Linked DNA regions of Homo sapiens: all the other regions are linked to region 2. Evidence: chromatin contacts called from ENCODE Hi-C data. All regions are on one chromosome and are shown on one strand. Each heading gives the region's core, a stretch centred on a gene start or an enhancer-like site at or near the end of the contact. The rest is flanking DNA. Distances are from core to core; before and after follow the strand shown.

Region 1 (3,669 bases), core at 903-3,402, 4.9 Mb after region 2:
TTGCATTTGGCCCTCCAGCAGCAACCTGCTTGAAGTCTAAGAGTTGCTTTTCTCTTATCTCCAATCCTTTTCTTCAAGAGGTTAGACAGGCCATACATCATAGTGAATCTGCAGCCTGGGGCCTAAGGCAGTTTGTACACTTCCAGAAGAGGGAAGCCACTTCTAAAACAATTTCTTAAGGAGACTTCACCCAACCCAAGAAGCTGGGTGTTGCCTGGGCCATTTCCCTCCTCTGCCCTGAAGCAGTGGCCAGCTCAGAGAGAACCCTGTTGTTTTGTGTTTGTGTGATCTTTGGGTGGATGTGTGCACACCACCTGCTGAGCTTCGCTGTGTGCGTGCCTCACCGCCAGCCCTAATCTGCCAGAGCTTCCTGGCCTTGCAAATGTTTCTGTGGAGGGTCCATATTAGACTCCAGTGGTTCTTGCAGTCTATAAAGTCTCCTTGAAGGTGATTCCCTGTTCCTTGAAGACAACTGGCTGGGCTGGATGCCTGAATATAGCTCCCTGACTTCTCTAAAGGACAAACTTATTGCCCCTTTAGAGAAGTCATGAAGCTTTGCCGGCAAGCACAGAGTCTAGCTTAGAAAACACAACCAGGGCCAGGAGTGGTGTGGCTCATGCCTGCAAATCCAGCACTTTGGGAGGCCAAGGCTTAGAGGATCACTTGAGCCCAGGAGTTCAAGACCAGCATGGGTAATATAGTGAGAACTTGTCTCTACAAAAAATTTTAAAACTAGCCAGGCATGGTGGTACACACTGGTAGTCCCAGCCACTTGGGAGGCTGAGGTGGGAGGATCCTTTGAGCCTGGGAGGCAGAGGTTGCAGTGAGCTGAGATTGTGCCACTGCACTCCAGCCTGGGTAACAGAATGAGACCCTGTCTCAAAAGAAAAAAATAAAAAGACCACCAGGGCCCAGGCACAGAGCCTGGAGCGGGGAAGAGATAGCGGAGTTAACTGTGAATCCTGATTGCACTGACCACAGTCTAGTGAGCAACACATGTTTCCTTTTGAATATGAGTGGGAATCACCTTTAAAACTATATAACATTTGCATCTTCTCAAAAGCCCCAGGTCCTACTAAGATTGACTTAGGGCTACATATCAGGTCTCATTTTCAAGGAGGAAACACAGGGAAGCCTCAAGATGTGCAGAAGAGAGGGATGTGGGGAATACACCCAACCACTCCTCTGCTGAGGTTGGAACAGAACAAGGAAAGTCCCCGGACCTCCTCTCAGCAGGCAGAGAAGTGCGGGGCCTCCCTCTGGCAAAGCCTGCAGATGTGGCCAGCATACCTCCATACACACAGCTTCAGAGGCAAGGGTGTCCAAGGGAGTCTTAAGTTTTATCAGAAATAATGTCATTCGACTGACCAGTAAGGGGAGCTTTCAGAAAGTTATGGAAGAAGATGCGACAGACACAGGAAGGACTTCAGAAGCAAGAAGACAACTGGACTCTCTAAAATGCCACTCCGAAAGCGAAAAGGGAAGCCCACAGACCCACGAAGACGTGCTGGCCTCGTGTTGCCAGTTCTGTTTCTCTTTCAATACCCATCTCTTCAGATTGAAGGGCTTCTGCCTTCTTGCAGTTTTTGCTGACACGTTTACCCATTTACAAACCTTGGCTGCACCTAACTTTTTTTTTTTTTTTTTTTTTTTTTTTTTTTTAGCATTTAAGTTCCTAGCCAAAATACCCGGGCCTCTAGGAAAGCCCTTTTCTCTCCCTCTGAGATCTTTCCTTACCAACCCCAGCCTCCCAACCCGGGTGTCCTAGGTGGGACCAGGGACGATCCTTCGGAGTTGGTCAAGGAGGCGTCGGAACAGCAGGCATTTGCCCTTCTAGTTGGCAGCAGCGATGAGCCGCGTGCTCCATGCTCAGGGCAGGGGCAGCCGCCCGGGGAAGGGGCGCCCGATACACCGCTCACCGCTCAGCCCCGCGTCTCCCTCCGGGGTCCTTTACCTCCATGTCCTTCAGGTGCCGACTCTGCGGCAGACGCACCCGCTCGCCCGGGCCGGAGCTCACGATCCCCGCTGTCCCCTCCGCTCCCGGCCGTGGCCAGTTTCGGGCTGCGGCGGGCACAGGGCGAGTGGGCGGTGGCGCGCGCCCGGCTGCGCTCGGCTGCGGGACTGCCCCGGCCGCGGGGGCCCTGCGCGAGAGAACGAGGAAGGAGGAGGAGGGAGGGAGGGAGGAAGGGGAGGGGAGGGGAGGGTGGGGAGCGGGGAGGGAGGCCGACGATCAGGGTTTAAATTTAGACGCAAATCTAAACAGATACTGTCCCTCCCAGGGCAGGACTCAAGAGCGGGAGCCACGACTCCATGTGCCCAAACATGGGGATGGGCAGCCACCGGGCCCCTCTGTCTCGCGAAGTTTCTCAGGACCCTGGGCTTTGCCACGGTCTCAGTCCTTCTCAACGTCTCCCTCCCTTAATGCGCCTTCTTTCTTTTTCCTGTCCCTTCAAGAATTAGAGTGGTCCTTTAATTCTTTTTGTTTCCTCTCTTTTCGATTTCCTTCTTTTGTGTCCATCCTTCCTGCTTTCCTTCTTCCTCTCCCTCTTTTTAAAATTGCATTACTGTCATACCTGGTTTCCCTGCAGTTCTTGGGTGGAGTTCGAGGACCCTCCCTGGTGGAAGGCGTTTGTGTTCTACCAAAAGAGGAGCCCTTCTGACCGAGGCTTCAGAGCTCAGCGTGGCGCCGACGGGACCACCTTTCCCTTCTCACCTCTTTTCCTCTCCACCTTCCAGGAAACCACTATCTATCCATCTATCCATCTATCTTCTGTATACGAGTAGAAGGAGGAGGAGGAGGAGGAAAATCAGGAATCCACGCAAAGTTTTCCAAGCTCCCTGAAGTGGTAAATCTTTTCTTCAAACCTTGCTTTGACTGATGCATTCGGTTTTGTGGGAATTTTGGCTCCCACAAGCTGCTTGCTAAAGGGCCTCGTCTCCATTCCTGTTAAATATAGCAAAGGGCAAGATGCTCAACATCTGATTCCCATAGGGCCCAGCATAGCAACCTTCCTTTAGGGCCATCCCGGCTGGGCAGCAGAGACCGCATGGGAGGGATTCGGGGACTGGAATCTGCACCAGGGTCACTCCCTGCTACCCGGATCCCGGCCCCCTTCAGACCCTTCGGCAGAGAGAAACAGGAAAATGCCTTGAGAGACCTGTGAGTGCCAGGGTATTGGCTGGGTATATGACGCCTCTGGGTTATCCCACAGCATTCTCACCCGCCCAACCCCAGCTCAACCAGGGGAGGGGAGCCCCATCAGAGGTGGGCAATGGGACAGGTGATGGTGAGCACTGTGAAGAGACATGTGGAGAAACAGTAGAGAAAAAAGGCTGAGAGTCTGCTCCTGCTACAAAGACTACCCTGATTCTGGTTATCCCGGCACCATCTTTGCACTTTCAGGCACTTAGATTGCTGCTTTGGGTACCAGTCTTAGAAATATGGCCTCCTTCCTGTCCTAGAACTTTCTAAGGCCCAACTTTCTAAAACACTGGCAGCCCTAATGCCAGAGTGGCTTCTAGTTCTTTAGCTTAGCTAAGCATAGAGGAAGACGCCTGGTTTTAGGAACAGACAGATTGAGGGCTGAATTCCAGCTCTGCTACTTTCTAGTTGTATTTTTTAGACAAGTCACTTAACTGCTCTGATTCTCATTTTCCTCACCTATACAA
Region 2 (3,595 bases), core at 994-3,493:
TGTCCTATTTTAATGCCTTTTAATCGTTTTGCTAAAGAATAATTAAAATGTCTCTAAATTTGGCAGTCTAAACAAATCTCAAAATATACTAACCCAATAGTTTCTTAAGCTAAAGTTTCTTAAAATGTTCACACTCTTAAACTCTCCACATCCATTTTCCTCACTAGGAGTTAAAAAACTTGACAGAAGTTTATTACTACTACTTTCAATACCAGGCCAACCGATTTGTTCCCTAACAGGGAAATTCATTAGCTCTTCACTAGAGCTAATGATTGAAGGTGAGAAAACATACTGAGGGTTAGCTTAATCAAAAGATAGCCAGAAATTCCCAAAAGAAATAGAAGCAGAGTTAACTTAAATTTACAAATGATTGTAAGAATCACATTCTATTGCTTGATTTCGTTTACACCATCCAATTAAAAAATTAAAAAAAGCCAGAGATACTGGTGTGTTTTTAAACTTGAATGAAAGTGTTCACCTTTTCCTTATTAGCCATTTCAGAAACTTTTGATGATGAATAACATGGTTTAAAGATGGGCAAGACCAAGAAGAAAGAGGAAAGAAAATACACAGTCTACAAATATAACTAGGCAGCCCCAGAAAGAGATGGAAATGAATACAAGCTTCAGTATCTACAAATTTAAATTTAAAATGAGGTGAGTGGATTTATCTCTTACAGGCACTTCTCCGTACCCAACACAGTAAGTAGAAAGGGGAGGATTTTATTAAAAACAGGAGACGGGTATTAAAAGGATTCAGAATGAAAGGTAATAAGTCAATTGTTTTTGTTCTCAAAAACTTCTATCATTCTTCCAATAAAAATCCCTCAGCCAGGCGAGTGTTTTCTCTTCCCCTTGTTTATGTATTATTTTATGTGAGCAACAACTCTACAATTTCAGTGCTTCTGGAATCCATAAGGCATCCATAAAAATGAAAATAGTGTTGGTGCTTTGCAGAAATAAGCAAAACAGGAAACTTAATTTCTATTTTAATATAACAAACAGCAAATCGCCTAGACTGAAGAAGCATCTTTTCAGTCATCAATTGTCACACATCTTTGAAGAAATTCCCTGGGAGGAAAGAATGGCTTTTCCAAGTACGGTGACAGCAGTCCCTCGACTTACAAGCTTTCTCTGCTCCTCAAAAAACTCCAGAAGTGCCTGGGATTAACAGAAACTCCGTAAAACTTAAGGAGTGCTTTAGGGACAAAGCACTCTTCCCGCCTTGAAAATACAGCATTTACCTTCCCGTCACTAAGGGGCATTACCAAAAACTACTACACACACTACATCTAAGACACCCTCTCCACCAAACCAATTGAAAAAGTGCTTCATAACACACATACACACACGCCCCCCAAGTTTCCAAAAACAGCGGCCCGAGTGTACTTGGGATCAAACGCTGTGCGAGAAATGTCCAGGAGAACTACTGCTTATACATTACTCTTACCTTCATGACCACTCACGTTTTAAAATCGCACGTCCGGAACGCATCACATCCGACGTGCTTTATCCCCTTACCACACTAAGAACGCAAAGACTGGCGGCAAATCGGAGCAACTTACTTACCATCAATCTGAACACCCACCCCAAACCCTGCACCGTCTCCAAGGGGTAGAGGAACTGAGTACAAAGGCACTTGGTGGTTCCCTCTACCTTGGCACCTCTCTCTCTCCCACTGAGTCTCTGTAAATTCCAAAATACACCATGAAAATCTCCGCACAGAGCACTACCAGACCAGTCAGATGGAGAGTCGAGAAGTAATCGGTTTGTCCCTTCCACGGGGGCCTTGGAAACCCGGACCCTAAAAGCCAAAATGACCAGGGGGTGTGACCTGGGCTGCTCCCTCCCATTTACTCCCCTCACGGGAACTCCCTTGTCGTCGCGGCTACTCACCAGACCAGAGAGCACAGAAAGAGGCAGGAGACCAGGGCCAAGGCCCGCCGGTGCTTCTTCATCTTCTCCTCCTTCTTCCCCCTGCCAGAAGGCGGCACATCCTCCCGGCAGCCGCCACTGCCGAGGCCAAGATGGAGGAGCCGGAGCAGGAGCGCGAGAATGTGACCGATAGTCCTAAGGGCTATGGCGCTGGCTGAGCGGCTCCTCAGTGGCTCGCGTCCTGGCAGCCCTCTCTGAGGGCCCCACAGAGGCGCGGACAGGGGCGCTTCACAGGACTCCGGGGACCGCCGCCGCTGCAGCCACCGGCTCGTCCACGCCCGCCTCCTGCAGCCGCCACTGCCGCCCCATATCCTCCCCGCCCGCCGGGGGCCTTGCTCCGTGAGGCCAGCGACCAACGGCCGCCGCGTACTCGCCTCTCAACAGCCAATCGCCGGCGGGGCCGCGACACCTCACACACCGCTGAGCTGGAAAGGGACGCGTCACCCAAGTCCCGCGGCGCCCGCACCCCCACCAGCCTCTGCGCAGGCCACGCCCCCTTCGACGTCGCAGGCGGAGAAGCCGGAGGCAGGAGACCACAAAGCGCAGGAGCAGATGCTCTCGCCGCTCCGCCCGCCCCAGGTCCCGCCCACTTGCTGGCTTGCGTTCAGAAAGCCGGGAGGAGCCCAGTGATCCTCAGCATTTCCCCTTACAGTGGACCGCCCTTCGTCCCTCGCGCGCTGAGTCCGCGCAAGGGCCTTTGGGAGTTGTAGTTTGCCTTCCAGAATTCGTTTTTCTCTTTCCCAGTCCCTCCTAGAATCCATGGTTTTGTTAGAGAAGTCTATAGTTTCGCTGCTCACCACGAGACTGATCAGCTTTGGAACTGTTGCACTGTTTTCCTCTTTTGAGCACAGTTCGTGGAATGGCCTAGAATGACGTGTGTGTTGTGAGGGAAGCTGCACCAAGCCCTTTCCCTGTGGCAATGGACTGCCCCATTGAGCTAGATGTTGATTGGTAGATAGAAAGGGGCGTGCCAAGAATCCTCTCATCTGATTGGTTGCAGCGGAAAACCTTTCGCTTTTTCTTCTCTTCAGCAAGAATTTCGCCGCTTGCCGGGTTCCTCACTTTAAGTGTGCTTCGTTGCTTTTCGTTCTGTTGGTTTCGAACTTTGGGTTCTCTGCGATGGAGTCGGAAGGGAGGAGTTGTCCCCATTAGAGGAGCACCCACAGACGCTCCAAGTCCTGGGGTTCACCTAAAGTGGGGAAGGCAGTCGCTTACACTCACCTAAGAAGAGCAAAAAGTGACCACTTCTCAATACTAAGTAACGGGGCAGCATGCCCATTCCAAGTGTTTACGCCGCTGAGGGGACGGAGGCTGCAATGGTCTGTGCCTTGGAACATGGCATAATGTTTAGTGTGAAAAATGTTTAAAGGACGGGTTACTTATTGTTCATGTGGCCGTAGGGAAAAAACCCTCAGTAAAATGCCCACCTAACGCCTAATTTTGAGCCGCGGAATTTCCTTATGAACCTTCTAAGTTGAATTGGATGTTAATTATAGTCCCAAAGAACTGAATGATTTGATCCGCTCTGTGATTCTTGGATATAAGTCAATTTGATGTTAGAGAAATTATACAAAGGGTGATAATTTTTGTTTTAAAGGAGTTCACCCTGAACTGCCTTTTCTGGCAGTAATTAGGTACAGTTCCACTTATCTGCTGATGCC
Region 3 (3,225 bases), core at 328-2,827, 4.6 Mb after region 2:
CCCAGCATTTGTACATGTACATATGTACTTGTAAGAATGCAAACAAAAAGGTCTGGAAGAATATTCAGAAAACAGAAAATATTATTTCTAAGGGTGGCGGAGTGAAATTGAATGGGAGGGATCAAAGGGATTTTTGCTTCATTTTTATTGAGTTTTTATAAACAAAATGTATTCGTATTTTACTTGAGACACTAAAAAGAATTAAAAAATTGCATGCTAACTTTTCTTAAATAATTTACAAACCAGAACTGTTGGTTGTAATGAGATTTCATTTTCTTCTCTTTACTTGAAATCAAAAACAAATGAGAGCAACAAACACTTTTTAACTAGCAAGTGGCAAAACTGGAAAGAAAAAAATTTTATGATGTTGTTTGCCGTATCTCCAAATAGAAAGAAAGAGTAATGAAGAGTATACAGGAAGAAACAAAAAAGACCTTTACTAAGTACGTCCATTTTTAAGAAACCAAACTTTTTAGTTGACTCGGGCGTGACCTAGAATCCTCAAAAAAAAAATGTTATGCAAAACGAAAAAAGTGGAATACTGTTCCCCCAAGTACTGAAGGTTGTTTTTAGAAAGCTTAACTACGAAACTGTAAATGCCAAGTGTGTTTTCCAGGGGTGGGAAGAGGAACGTGAAACCCTACACCACCTTTAAGCGGTCAAAACGAACTGAAGAGCAGAGTGGAACTGGGAGAGCGCGCGGGGGTGGGGAGAGCTCAGCTATCACTTTTAGGTTTTGGCTCAGCGCCGCAAAAACAGTTTACACGGATTCTGTCTGGAGCGTGAAGTCCCTGAGGGTGGTCAACGCGTCGCAGCCGACACCTAAACCCTCTGGAGATTGAAGGAGAGGGTGGGCAACAACTTAGGTTCTTCGGCTGAGCGGGGAAAGCGCGCTGGAAAAGAGCAAAAGAGCTAACTTTTGCTCTAAACGCGGCAGCTCCTGGAGGTTCCGCAAGTCTCCCGAGTCCCAACCCATCAGCGACCCCAACACCTTTACAAGCCAGTACCTTCTGCCCACGGCCCGGCCCTCCGAGAAAAACCCAGCAAGGGCGGCGGCTGGCAGCATGCACAGGGGGCTTGACTGGGGGAGGCACCGGCACGGAATTCGGCAACCAAGGCCCCACCCAACACCCCAGAGTCTCCGGGCGCCCCCACCGAGACGCCGTCCCACCTCCAACAGACCCGGCAGCGTGCCCCCTCCCCCACTCTAGGCGGCGACCTCAGCGCCTCCGCCCCGGGGCCCCCGCTCACCCAGGTAGCGACTCCGCAGCCGGGACGGGTCCTCCAGCCCGAGGGACCTTTTCCTCACGTCCCACAACAGGTGTGGGTAGGAGCCACCCCGAGACATGGCTCTGCCTGAGCCGGGTGGGAGGGGAGACCACCGCGTGGGGGAGGGGAGGAGGGGGAGGGGACACCCGTTTCAACACCCGAGCCGCACCGGCACCATCCGCGCGCCGGGCCTCCAGGGCGCAGCGTTAGATGGCGGTGGCAGCAGCGGCGCCTGGGCCCCTGAAGCCCGGCCGCACCCGGGCCGGAGCTCGCCTCATACTCTCCTTCTTAGACTAACCAGAACATCCAAAGATCAGCAACAGTCTCCTCCCTCAGCCCCCCTCCAACAGGAGGAGGCGGAGGCGGAGGCGATGGCGACTCCTCCCTCTCCTCGTCCTGGATACCCTCCCCGCCAACCCTTTCTCGCGAGATGACGACCACCCTGGGGACTGAGGCTGGTGTGTGCTGCGGCTGCCCTCACCCTGGAAGAATGCATTCGGGCCACTCTAACCAGATCCTTAAGTCGCTAGGGATAAAAGACGAGTAGAGAGAGAAGCTACTCAATTCTGTAGTCTCTCGCTCACGAGTCTCCAGTGAAAAGAAGCAAGAGAATTGTGCGGCATCATCTTTAGGCACTGAAGGCCCAAAAACCCATTTTAACTACGGGCCTGCTTAATCAAAGTGAAAGGGCAGTAGAACCAGCGCAGCTTCACTTTCCCTTCTCCAACATGGCCTCGAGGGCATGGGGAGAAGGAGGAGGTTTCCGCTCGACCCCGCCCGCGCCTCGGGGCGGGCCAATCATGGCGGGCAGCTCGGCCTGCGCAAGCGCGCTGCCAGCAGGGCGCAGCGCAGACTTGGTGAGGTGATTATTTTGGCACCTGTTGCCATGGCTCCTCCCTCTCTCCTGCCGGGGGCCGGAGGCGGACCGGGGGCTGGCAGTCGGCAGCCTCCGCCCCCTCAACCTTCGCGGGGCGCGGGCCGCAGCTTTTCGGTTCACAGCGGGCAGGGAAAGCCGCGGGAAGGGTACTCCAGGCGAGAGGCGGACGCGAGTCGTCGTGGCAGGAAAAGTGACTAGCTCCCCTTCGTTGTCAGCCAGGGACGAGAACACAGCCACGCTCCCACCCGGCTGCCAACGATCCCTCGGCGGCGATGTCGGCCGCCGGTGCCCGAGGCCTGCGGGCCACCTACCACCGGCTCCTCGATAAAGTGGAGCTGATGCTGCCCGAGAAATTGAGGCCGTTGTACAACCATCCAGCAGGTAATGGACCCTGAATGGCTCCTTATCGAGACCTTCCTTCTCGCTTCCTCTAAAATGGACCTTTTAGAGGCCCTCTGACAACTGCCTCTAGAGGCATCCACAGCCCCAATCCCTTCCCTTCAAGTGAAGCCGTCTACTCTCCTAGCCTGTGCATTTCACCCTCTCTCCTGCAACATCTCTTCCTAAGCCAACGTATCTCAAGTCAGCTCCCTTCCCCACCTATGTGACATCCGCTCCCTTACGCACGACTCCAACCCAAACCTGATCTCCAGATTTGAGCCTTCTCAACTTCTGCGGCCACCAAACTGTCTGGGGCCACCATGAAACACTCATTCTCTTTCTCTTTTCGAATTGTGGCATATTAACCCACTCTAGGCAGAGCTGGATGGGTGGTTTGTCGCACTGTAGGGTTTGGAGTAAAGGTCACTTTCTTCAGCTGCTGCTGGCAGAGGCCTGCAGACTGAGCCCTCCCCCAAACTGCATGCTTTACTTCATCCAGGCTTGAGTCAGTGTCATTTCTCATCCCATAGGTCCAGTGTGTTTTTTTAAGTCTATCCTTATTTATGAAATTGTTGAACAAGCTCTACCCAGAGCTTTTTGTGTGGACAGACCTGGATATCATTCTCTTCTACCACTTATAGTTGTGACCTTGAGCAAAAGCCTAGATCTCTGTTTGTGTAATACGCGGTCTATGAGAA

The links. Hi-C counts contacts between places; a loop is a spot of excess contacts on that map. Pooled maps may share reads with other maps.
Region 1: a loop to region 2 is called in a map of naive thymus-derived CD4-positive, alpha-beta T cell, with 17 times the contacts of the local background. The contact joins the promoter of RCSD1 here to the promoter of SUCO in region 2. A Hi-C loop is called at or near these places in 1 of 168 maps with a recorded cell type or tissue (naive thymus-derived CD4-positive, alpha-beta T cell), 1 of 37 single-sample maps with no recorded cell type and 7 of 50 pooled maps.
Region 3: a loop to region 2 is called in a map of CD8-positive, alpha-beta T cell, with 21 times the contacts of the local background. The contact joins the promoter of DCAF6 here to the promoter of SUCO in region 2. A Hi-C loop is called at or near these places in 1 of 168 maps with a recorded cell type or tissue (CD8-positive, alpha-beta T cell), 2 of 37 single-sample maps with no recorded cell type and 14 of 50 pooled maps.

What each region holds. Positions count from the first base shown.
Region 1 is chr1:167,628,715-167,632,383 of GRCh38, reverse strand. RCSD1 (RCSD domain containing 1) reads right to left here and starts at 2,152. Exons shown (of 7, transcript NM_052862.4): 1 at 1,955-2,152. The coding sequence starts at 1,960. RefSeq lists an enhancer at 1,366-1,435 and silencers at 1,976-2,195, 2,216-2,295.
Region 2 is chr1:172,531,798-172,535,392 of GRCh38, reverse strand. It overlaps SUCO (SUN domain containing ossification factor), which reads right to left and starts at 2,243. Exons shown (of 24, transcript NM_014283.5): 1 at 1,896-2,243. The coding sequence starts at 1,957. RefSeq lists enhancers at 1,855-2,014, 2,625-2,874, 2,935-3,044 and a silencer at 2,135-2,304.
Region 3 is chr1:167,935,035-167,938,259 of GRCh38, reverse strand. It overlaps DCAF6 (DDB1 and CUL4 associated factor 6), which reads right to left and starts at 1,577. Exons shown (of 22, transcript NM_001198956.2): 1 at 1,252-1,577. The coding sequence starts at 1,348. MPC2 (mitochondrial pyruvate carrier 2) reads left to right here and starts at 1,188. Exons shown (of 6, transcript NM_001143674.4): 1 at 1,188-1,321; 2 at 2,362-2,527. The coding sequence starts at 2,419. RefSeq lists silencers at 1,172-1,411, 1,442-1,511, 2,112-2,281 and enhancers at 1,692-2,001, 2,452-2,561.